2 separate regions of the Homo sapiens genome follow, and region 1 is linked to region 2. The links are chromatin contacts, found by Hi-C or POLR2A ChIA-PET in ENCODE. All regions are on one chromosome and are shown on one strand. The core of a region is the stretch at or near the end of the contact, and the rest is flanking DNA. Distances in the headings are between cores, read along the strand shown. Region 1 overlaps HOMER2 (homer scaffold protein 2). Region 2 holds the start of WHAMM (WASP homolog associated with actin, golgi membranes and microtubules).

Region 1 (5,146 bases), core at 2,118-4,617, 66 kb after region 2:
TCTTCAGTTCTCAGAGAGGCACAGAGCATTTAACTTGGACAATGTGTTCTGGTTTTCGTGGGGAGTTCTTGCTGTCGATTCTTTTCATAGAAACCTTCCCCCCTTTCTACCTAGCTGCTTGGGTTCCTTTAAAGATTGAAGAAATTGTTCCAGGCAGCTGTGAGTGATTCTCTCAAACCATCCTTGGCTTCAGGGAAGAACTTCCAGCCCTGGGAGGGAACAGGAGCACATGACCAGGACGGGCCTGCCAGGGATCACGTCTTGGACAGAAGCTCCCAAGCCTATTTGCCAGGATATGAGGCAGGTGTGGGAAGGGGCCACTCGGCTGAGGGGAAGGGAGTTCCCAACACACCCTTCCTCACCAAGGACCACTTCAGGAGGGAAAGACATACACCCCCATTACCCCCTCAGACAGAGGTTCCAGCTAATTATTCTTTCAACAAGTCACCATCTCATTTGCTTCTGCTTTAAACAAATTCTCTCTGCTCCTCACAGCACCTGTTCCTGTTCCTCTTCCCCATTTCAGAAAACGGCCTCACCACCCTCCATCCCTCATCACCCCAGAATCTCTTCTTCCTCTTCTATTCACCCCAGTTTTGCCAATATTTGTGCCTCGGTATTTTTAAAATTTCTCCAACTCTTAACCCTTCATCAGTTCTACCCTGGACTAAAACAATCTAATCTGACTTGCTGCCAGAAAAAATTCTACCTAAAATGCATCTGAGCATTTTCCTTCTGGTCTTAAAATCCTTCTCAGGCCATAGGACAAAGTCCAGAAGCTCTGGCATGACCAATAAAGCCTTCCACGACTGGACCTTAGCAGCCTTACCCACCCGAAAATCCTGGACACTCCATCAACAGTGAACTCTCCACAGCTTCCCTCACACACCTCACAGTGCCACGACTTCCCTCCAGCTATCCTGTTGTCGGGCAGACGACGGAAAAGGGAAATCTTCCCTGTGGACAAACCCCGAACATCTCATGGTGCCACATGCACAGCAGAGGTGGCCTGGATTTGACATCTCAGTGGGAATGGTTAAGGGCCTAGCTGCATGAGGAGGAACCGGGAAGAAACAAGGTGACAAAGAGGTTTGAGCAACAGCAACATCAATGGGTCCAAATGGAACCAGAGCCTGAAAATACTCATGTTCCATATGCATGCTCTTCAGAGGCCTTTACAGCAAAACAGAATATTTCAAACTAGGTGGCAGGAGGGGCTGTTCTATGGATACCCAGTCATTCACTTTCTCCAGGCAGCCTGGTACTTGCTCAAAAGACTTAAGGACACACTGGCCATGGTGCCAGGGAAAAAGGCACCAAATGGCCTTGAAAACACATACTCCTGCTCTCCACAGCCACCCTGACTCCCGGCCCTGCTGAGCATCCTACTGTCAACACAGTGACCCACGCCAAGCATCACACCTCTAGGCACCAGCCAGCTCCCTGGTGAAGGCTGATTCCACTGGGCCCCTTATTCCAGGGGAAGAGTGATTTATCATCACCAGAATAGATACTGTGGACCGCCATGCCTCTGCCAGCCCTATCAGCCAAAGATTTACCCAATACTTTCTGTCCCACATGACACTGCTTCAAACCAAGTGAGGCTGCAGAGAACTCACTTCTCTGCATATGAAGTGAAGCAACAGTGATTGCCATAGGATTCTCAGCTCCTCCCAGGTACCGTATCAGCCAGAAGTGGCAGGCCTTGCAGAACTGTGCTGCACTCGTGCCTGCTGAACATCCAGGATCACAGCACACAAGCCCAGGAAGTGAGGGATTGTGGACAGAGAGGACGTCTCCCATAACTATGTCCAATGACCTGCCCTCGAGATTTTTGCTTTTTGTCCATGTTTCCAGGCCCTGGTGATCTGGAGGTTTTAGCACCCAGGAAAGAATGCTTCTGTAAGAGGGCGGCACAAGGGTGGATGCTCAGAGTGCCATCAGGCCATTTTGGACTTCTCAGGCTTCTAAGGAAACAGAGTCTTCGTGGAAGTTCCTTGGGATGCAGAGGACAGTCTGTGGGGTATCCCCACTGGGGTGCTCATTTGTGACTGGGTATGGGATGGCCGGATCTGTGCGCTGGGGACCTCCTTAGAAGTGTGTGTGCGTGCACACATATATGTGAGTATACACACACATGCACACACACTGGACAAAGGAAGGGGACCAGTTAGCAGGCCTCTGCTGTGGGAGGCTTCCTGACTCACCCTAATTTCCCCCTCTTTGAAAACTGTCTTCAATACACACAAGTAACCCAAGCAGTCAAGTCTGTTCTAGGCAACTCTGTCAATTCCCCAAGAATCTGGAAATTTGTGAAGCCCTGGAACAAGGGCCACATCTCTGCATCCTCAGTGCTGAGGATGGTGTCAGCAGAGCAGAGGCTGGGTCAGCACTTGTCCAGCCAGTCAGTCAGATGTTCACAGCAAGGGTCTAGAGAAAAACAATTCTTAGAGCCAAGCTGCCAGAAGCAAGTCTGGCTCTGGCCCTTCCCTGGGTTTGCAGCTCTCTCCTGCACTCCTTGAGAGACTCCAACATTCTTCCAATAAATTTCTTTGACTTGTAAACTAGTCAGTCTTACCTTAAACCAAAATATTCTAAATACTTACAAAGGGCTCTTCTACCACCCTAAAAGGAAATGTAGTCTCTAAAACAGGCTCTCAGCCCCTTTAAACTGCTGAGTAAGGCCTCTCAGAGGCGATCAGTTTATTCCCTCAGTTCTTGAGGTTCTCCAAGTCTGTGGTCAGCCATGATTTGCTCCTCAACACCTTTCTAACCATCCAAGGAGTTTGTCCCAGGGCCCTTGGAGAAGTGACTTGGAGCTATGAATCCTCTCCCTAGAAAAAAAGTAACATACACACACCACTGTGTGGCATTTTAAGGCACGTGGGGAGTCCAAGCTAAGCGCTTCCATTATGCATCACCTTACTCCCCAAGAGCTCCAAAAACAGAGTCACTGACGTTGATGGCTGTCAGAGACAAAGTGTGCCTTACTTCAAAAGGGGTAACATGCTTATTTCATCAAGATGCATTCTTGGCAGCAGGAACACAGTCTCTTCCTTGGAAGTTCTATAGTAACAACCCTCCGATAACTGTGCCCTCACACAGGAAGGTCACCTAATCCTCAGAGTCCTGAAAACCCAATGGATCTGGTTTTGGCACACAAGCCAGCGCTCAGTCTGTGCGCTGATACCACCGGGCACAGGGAGCAGTGGCTGACACCTGGAGGGGAGGATGGACTGGCCACACTGCAACTTCAGGCCCCAAAGCAGCATTTGTTAGATACGAATTTCCCTTCCCCAGATGACTTCCGTGAACCTGGTATTTCAAAAGGGCCTCTGCTTTGGCAGCCCCGTGATGCCAGGAGGAGTGAAACCAAAGACCAGAAAGGAATCCTGCTCACCAAGGGCACATCCCTCGGCGGGCAATCACTGATGAGAATGGCATCTGATGCGGGATTTACTGCACTGTGGATAGGACCAAGTTACCTTTGTCAGCTGCTGCTCAGAGGAAAACCCCAAACCAAACACTGTGTTGGCTCTGCTGTCGGCCCACTGCCCAAACTTCTGTGACGTTTTGGTGAAGGTCATATTCGGTGTGATTGTGCTGTTTATGATCACCTGCAGAAAAACAGCCCAAAGAGTGAAAATTTAAATGTTGAATGAGACAAAGTCATTCCTTAGAAAGTCTTCTATTGGCAAAGCCAGTGCTTCAAGCCTGTATCCTCTGCCCTGTTAAATTTGGTCCCGCGTTCTCCTGGAACAACCCATGCTGAGTCAGATGAACAACCCATGCTGAGTCAGATACACAACCATGAAAAGGGGCAACTTCAGAGACTTAACAGTCAGTCTAAAATAAGATCCTACACGTTATCCGTGGGAGAAAGTCTCTCCTAAACAAAGAATAGTTTCCCAAACTGCTATTTATTTCCCCAAAGCTGCCACGCATCAGAGTGCCCTTAATGGCTAGCCATGTCCCACATTCTTGGAAGAACTGCACTATGTCGCTTTATGAGTCACCTGGAGCCCCAGTGTCCAACTCAAACAATTGAAAATCTCTATAAGCAATTGAGGCCTGCTGCTTCCCAACAGGAAGGAGCAGGTACAGTCCAATTAGGATAATTTGTGGAGGGTTAATTGACAAAGAAACTAATTATACGGGTGTGAGTGGGGTACAGGGAATCTGTAAGGATGGTGCAGCAGCCTGGTGCTAGCTGTCACCACTCCTTGGCCTAAAAGAATGAGGGGATGGAGAGGCTACAGACCCTGGGAGGGGGAGGGGTCACGTAGAGCAAGCTACCTGTTGGGGGACACAGTCAGCACATGGCAACCTCACAGGAGTGGGGAACTGGGGGAGCAAACACCCTCGCCTCTCTCCCTTTGATTTCCACTTGCCATTGGATAAACCCAGCTAGAAGCCAGAGGGCTTGGGAGCCCACTGATGTCTGCAAGTTAGCCCCTCAGGGACCAGAGCAGTGTCAAGAAGGGTAGAGGATGAATCTGAGGTGGAAGGGTAAGAAGATAATATCTAGCACATGGTACTTTTATTCATTCAAACATTTATTGAACATTTACTATACACCAGACATTCTGCTAATCAAAGATACAAAGATGAATGAGTCAAGGTTCCTGGTCTTTCAATGGCAAGTAGTCAGGAAGAGGGCAAAGACATCAAACAATTGATAAGGGTTATAAAATATCAACAATGGCTTATTCAGTAGAAATCATTGCAAGCCCTAGGACTCTAAGAAACACTCAGGAAAAATACTCTTGGAAATAAAGGATTACTGGGTGTCTATGTAAGGGCAGGGTAGCAATAACCACTGGCTGCTTCCCCATCAGATGATCTGAACAGGGAATAAGAGCAATCTAAGTAAGTATTCTAAAGAGTGAACCTACCAGCAATTTTACTTACTAAGGTTGTTTATTCTCAATGGTCAACTCAGAACACTTTCCTTGTAACTGATAAAACAGAGAAGACAAAAAAAGTTTGAATGGCATAGGGCTTGCTTTCTGTGGTAGGAACCTGAGTCTACTCTTTTGCTAAAGGACAGACCTTCCAGATACAAACCGTTGCCTTAACTAAAGGGATCTAGACAGTAAGTGACAGCTGTCAGTAGTAACAGAAGTATCATTGCTCTTGCTAGATC
Region 2 (5,137 bases), core at 282-2,781:
GGCCTCCAAAAGTGCTGGGATTACAGGTGTTAGTCACTGCACCCAGCCACCCACGACAATTTTATAATTAGAAAGATTGACAGTTTCCGCTTGAAAAACCAAATAGATAAGAAAACTAACAGAAATAACACAGTATAAAGCAGATAGTAAAAAGATATAATGTGAGGAATATACAAGAAAGATATTTAAAACAGACTGTTAAAAATCATAAGTAACTCATATTAGTTAAAATAGTATATTAAAATAGGGGAAAATCAATCACTTCAGCTAAAAGTTTATCTCTCCAAGAAGACTGAGTGACTGAGTCCCAGGGCCCAATCCCCAACCCTCACACCGGCAGCAGGCATAAAAGGGGAGGGACCTTCAGACAAAGGCACCTTTCCATCTTCAAGTTGCATTCCACAGAGGTTCCTAGATTTCTTGAGGTCATTTTCAAGGCAGAGAGATGCCCTAACTAGAGCTTTAGCTTCGCCCTGATTTTTTCGTTTGCTTATTGTTTACCCTTGGGGATAACAGCAAGTACAAAATCTGATTCCAACTTTTCCCAGCTCAAAACCTTCACAAACACTTTCACTTGTTCCCGAATCAACACCTCACAGGCCTTGCTTTGGCAAACGGCTCCTGATCCCAGCTTCCTGGCATCTCCCTCCTTTCCTCCTCCCATTCCCACCACCTGTCTCAGTGCACTCCCAGGATGGGAGCTGACATGGACTGTATTTCTCAGTCTACACTGCACATTTCCTAGGCAGAGACTAGGGCCGTCTTGGTGCTTGTTGCATGAACAGATTTAGCTCCACCCTGACACGTAAACTGGATTTCCTGATATCTCCTTAAACAGGCCTTCCGTAGCCAGGGGGGCATGTCGAGCCCGAGTGTCGGTGTATCTTAAGTTTGTCTGGGCCTCCGTTTCCTTAACTCTAAAGTGAAGAGTTAGAACACAGATTGTATTTAAACACCCTGGTTGGGAGCTGCAGTGCCCTGAATTCCCCCTCTTACTCCACCCCCTCAATACTGACACACAGCCGACACTCAATAAAAGTTTGTTGAATTGACAAAAATAAATTTGCGGCTTCTTGCCCAGTACTTGGCACTTAGAGGCCCTCAATAAATGACTATCGAGTTTATATTTCATCTCCCCAACGCATTTGTGACATTCTTAAGGGCGTGAACCATGTACTCAATAGGGCCCTGATGATAGAAAAGAAAATCAGCTTGGTCCCTGTTCTCAAGTTCATAGTTTAGTGTGGGAGACTAATACAATAACTCGCCGATTCAACAGATATTTTTCCAACGTCCGTATGTATTGGGTGGAAAAGGTGAGGCAAGAGTTGTATTTCCCAGACTCCTGAACAGGTTGCGAGATGATTGACTCCTGAGGGAGACCTTCTCACCTTTTCATTGGTTGTCGCTGGCCCTCTCGTCTATCACCCAACCAACCCCGAATGCCTCTTGTAAGCCCCACCTCCGGCAGCCAGCCAATCAGAAGTGCCGGGGGCCAGGGTGCTGCTGGGGCACTGACGCGGTTTCGATTCTAGCGAAAAATGATTTGGCTCGGACTGTCCCGTGACAGGCGGTGCGAGGAGGCCAGGCCCGCGCCCGCCGAGCCCTAGGGCCGCTGCTGCCGACAGCCATGGAGGACGAGCAGCCTGACAGCCTGGAGGGCTGGGTGCCGGTCCGGGAGGGCCTCTTCGCCGAGCCCGAGAGGCACCGGCTGCGCTTCCTGGTGGCCTGGAACGGCGCGGAGGGCAAGTTCGCTGTGACTTGTCACGACCGTACCGCGCAGCAGCGGCGGCTGCGCGAGGGGGCCCGGTTGGGGCCCGAGCCCGAGCCCAAGCCTGAGGCCGCCGTCTCCCCGTCCAGCTGGGCCGGCCTGCTCTCGGCCGCGGGGCTCCGCGGCGCGCACCGGCAGTTGGCGGCGCTGTGGCCGCCTCTGGAGCGCTGCTTCCCGCGGCTGCCGCCGGAGCTGGACGTGGGCGGCGGCGGGGCCTGGGGTCTGGGGCTCGGGCTGTGGGCGCTGCTGTGGCCGACGCGCGCGGGTCCCGGCGAGGCGGCGCTGCAGGAGCTGTGCGGGCAGCTGGAACGCTATCTGGGCGCGGCGGCCGACGGCTGCGGCGGCGCCACAGTGCGCGACGCACTCTTCCCGGCTGAGGGCGGCGCGGCCGACTGCGAAAGCCCGCGCGAGTTCCGGGAGCGGGCCTTGCGCGCGCGGTGGGTCGAGGCGGACGCGCGGCTGCGCCAGGTAAGCGAGGCCCGGTCGCCGGCGTTCGTCCGCGCTTCCATGGCCTGGGACACTGTGGGAGGCTCCCCCGGCGCCGAGAGCCCTGGCTGACGGCTGACGGGGAGGAGCCGGCGGGCGGAGAAGGCCGCGGGCTCCCCAGTGCCGTCACCTGCGCGGGACCGCTGCGGGAAACCGGCGGGAGCTGCGGGAGGGTCTGCAGAGAGGACAAGCGAAGTTAGAGCCTAGTGTACTTGCAGCTGGGAGCTGGGCTAGGCCCCCAACTTTTGCCCTGAAGATGCTGGCAGAGCAGGATGTTGTAACAGGAAATGCCAGAAATATTGCAAGCAAGACTGAAAACAACCCATCCATGTAGGAAAGAATAACACGGACTAAATGTAAGCAATTCCTGTGTATGAGGGGACGTCGCAAATGGGATAAAATGGTTTAGAGGAAGAAATGGCTTTTAGGAGATAGGGTGTTTTGTTTTAAGTAATATATACTTGGTCAAATGGAAAGCCGGCAGAAGGTGAACTTTATTCATCAGTTTGGAATGACCGCATTAGTGCCCTTTTAAGCTTGAAAGAGGTAGTTTGAGAGAGAGTAATTATTTGAGTGGTAAACTTACTGAACCTAAGGGGAGGGGAAGTACAAGTTCACAGAAGGGTTTAGGAGAAAATATGCCTTCTAAGTCCACACCCACAGTTTATTAAGGAGAGCCAGGCTGGAGTCTCGGCTCACTGCTGTTATTAACCTGAATGATTTTTTTCTGTGCATTCTTCTGAGGAAGGGGAAGTGAAGAGAAGAATTCAGCCTAAGCTAAATGTAGAATAAGCTTTCCAAATTAAAATGGTTTTATAAAAGGAGCTCGTTAGTGGGGTCATTTTTGTACTGTGGGTTTTATGTGTAAATATCTACACACCCACTTCTCGTGTTGATTTCACTTTAGAATATGAGGAAACCACAGGGGAGTTTCAGGCCAGTCAGCGTTTGATCTTCAACTTTATCGTCTTCACCTTAGGATATGAGGAACCCACAGGGGAGTTTCAAAAATGATATCATTTTGTATCAGACTTGTTTTTTACACACTCGGTTTCTCACAGAGATAGGTGGTTTCTCCTTAAAATCGAACATGTTTATGATGTATTTTACTGTAGTAAATACTATCAGAAAAGTTATAGTTTTCCCAAATTTAAGTTCACTCTGGGGTACTATAGCATGAATGTAGTTCATACTGTTGAGCTAGCCGTTCACGTTAGTGTAGTTCACATATTTATCTGGAACTTAAAAATGAGGGGTTGGGAGAGGAAGCTTAAATTCAAAACGTGTTCAAATATATAATTTTAATATTTAGAATGGAAAAGCAATTGATTCTAGAATTAGACCAATTGCTAGTATTGCTAGGATATATAAAATGAAGCTGAATGTTTTAACTCTGGAATTTTTCTGAATAGTTTAAGAAATAAGGCTGAAATGTATCACTTGCCTTAAGTTTACTTTTGCGTGTGTGTTTTGATTTTGTTCAGTGAGGCTTTCACTTAAAAAAAAAACCCATAATATTATTACCTGGATAAAAAACTATAGCTGAAAGTAGATCACTTTATCCTTAAGCAGAAGGATGGAAATAGGAGAATTTAAGAATGTATTGGTTGAAAAAAATCTATATTATTTGATTTTATTTCTCTTCTTCTGGGAGTAAAATAATTTCCTGCCAAGTGAGTCCACCTAGATTATACACTGTTCAGTTTATTTTCTGCCCTGCAGCAGAAGCAGTAACCAGCAGAGACTGGAACCACAGTTGAGGCTCTGTAAATGAGGTGACTGCTAAGGGCTTCATGGGAATATTAATCTGGGGCATTAAGAGAATCAACATGCTGAAGTACTTGGAGACAGCTCTGTAATGTTTTATGAGGTCTTTTTTTAAAATTTTTTTCGAGATGGAGTCTTGGCACTGTCGCCCAGGCTGGAGTGCAGTGGCGCCATCTTGGCTTACTGCAACCTCCGCCTCCCGGGTTCATGCTATTCTCCTGCCTCAGCCTCTCCAGTAGCTGGGACTGCAGGCGCCCGCCACCACGCCCGGCTAATCTTTTGTATTTTTAGTACAGACAGGGTTTCACCGTGTTAGCCAGGATGGTCTCGATCTCCTGACCTCGTGATCCGCCCACCTCAGCCTCCCAAAGTGCTGGGATTACAGGCGTGAGCCACCACGCCTGGCCCTTACGAGCTTTAAAAAGGAATACAGCCTCACAACACCTTTACAGTCAGAAAAGTGAAATGAAAAAATATCCACAACCTCAAACCTTCTTTTGGGTCCCTTTCGCTGCATACTTAGTGCATAGTTGAGATTAAACTTTGCACTCTGCCTCTCCATTTAATATTATAAAAGTGTCTTTTTTTTTGAAATGGAGTTTCCTTCTTGTTGCCCAGGCTGGAACCACTGTCTCCCAGGTTCAAGCGATTCTCTGCCTCAGCCTCCCCAGCAGCTGGGATTACAGGTGTGAGCCACCATGCCTGGACAAAAGTCTCCATATTATTAAACAATCTTCAGAAGCACAGTGCTGAATGACTACAGTAATAATATTCTTACATGGATATATCATACTTTTCTTAACCATTCTTGTTTTATTGGGCATTTTTGATGGAGGATGATAACATTTTCATATTTAATCAGTATTTAAAATTGATGTATTAAAAGTTGAGAACATGAAGGTTTCTTTTGTTTAGTTTTGTTTGTTGGGTATGTATTAAATATACTGTCCTGACTTGAGCTTTATTCACATTTGCTTTCTAGGTTATTCAAGGACACGGAAAAGCCAACACCATGGTAGCATTAATGAACGTTTACCAAGAGGAAGATGAAGCATACCAGGAATTGGTTACCGTGGCAACCATGTTCTTCCAGTACTTATTGCAGCCATTTAG

What was found. Hi-C counts contacts between places; a loop is a spot of excess contacts on that map. ChIA-PET counts read pairs that join two places held with the same protein, here RNA polymerase II (POLR2A).
Region 1: a map of heart left ventricle shows a loop between it and region 2 (4-fold over the local background). The contact joins the enhancer-like site here to the promoter of WHAMM in region 2. A Hi-C loop is called at or near these places in 2 of 168 maps with a recorded cell type or tissue (Caki2 and heart left ventricle). POLR2A ChIA-PET finds 5 or more read pairs at or near these places in 3 of 52 experiments (BJ, Panc1 and naive thymus-derived CD4-positive, alpha-beta T cell).

What each region holds. Positions count from the first base shown.
Region 1 is chr15:82,871,788-82,876,933 of GRCh38, forward strand. HOMER2 (homer scaffold protein 2) reads right to left here. Exons shown (of 9, transcript NM_004839.4): 3 at 3,486-3,617. Among named protein-coding and RNA genes, the nearest start is that of WHAMM, 65 kb to the left of the region's middle. Within about 2 kb of position 3,368, at least 2 of the 41 ENCODE cell types and tissues checked have a DNase peak (open chromatin) inside an H3K27ac peak, as active enhancers do.
Region 2 is chr15:82,808,097-82,813,233 of GRCh38, forward strand. WHAMM (WASP homolog associated with actin, golgi membranes and microtubules) reads left to right here and starts at 1,532. Exons shown (of 10, transcript NM_001080435.3): 1 at 1,532-2,239; 2 at 5,007-5,137. The coding sequence starts at 1,631. RefSeq lists silencers at 1,788-1,917, 1,938-2,047, 2,268-2,437.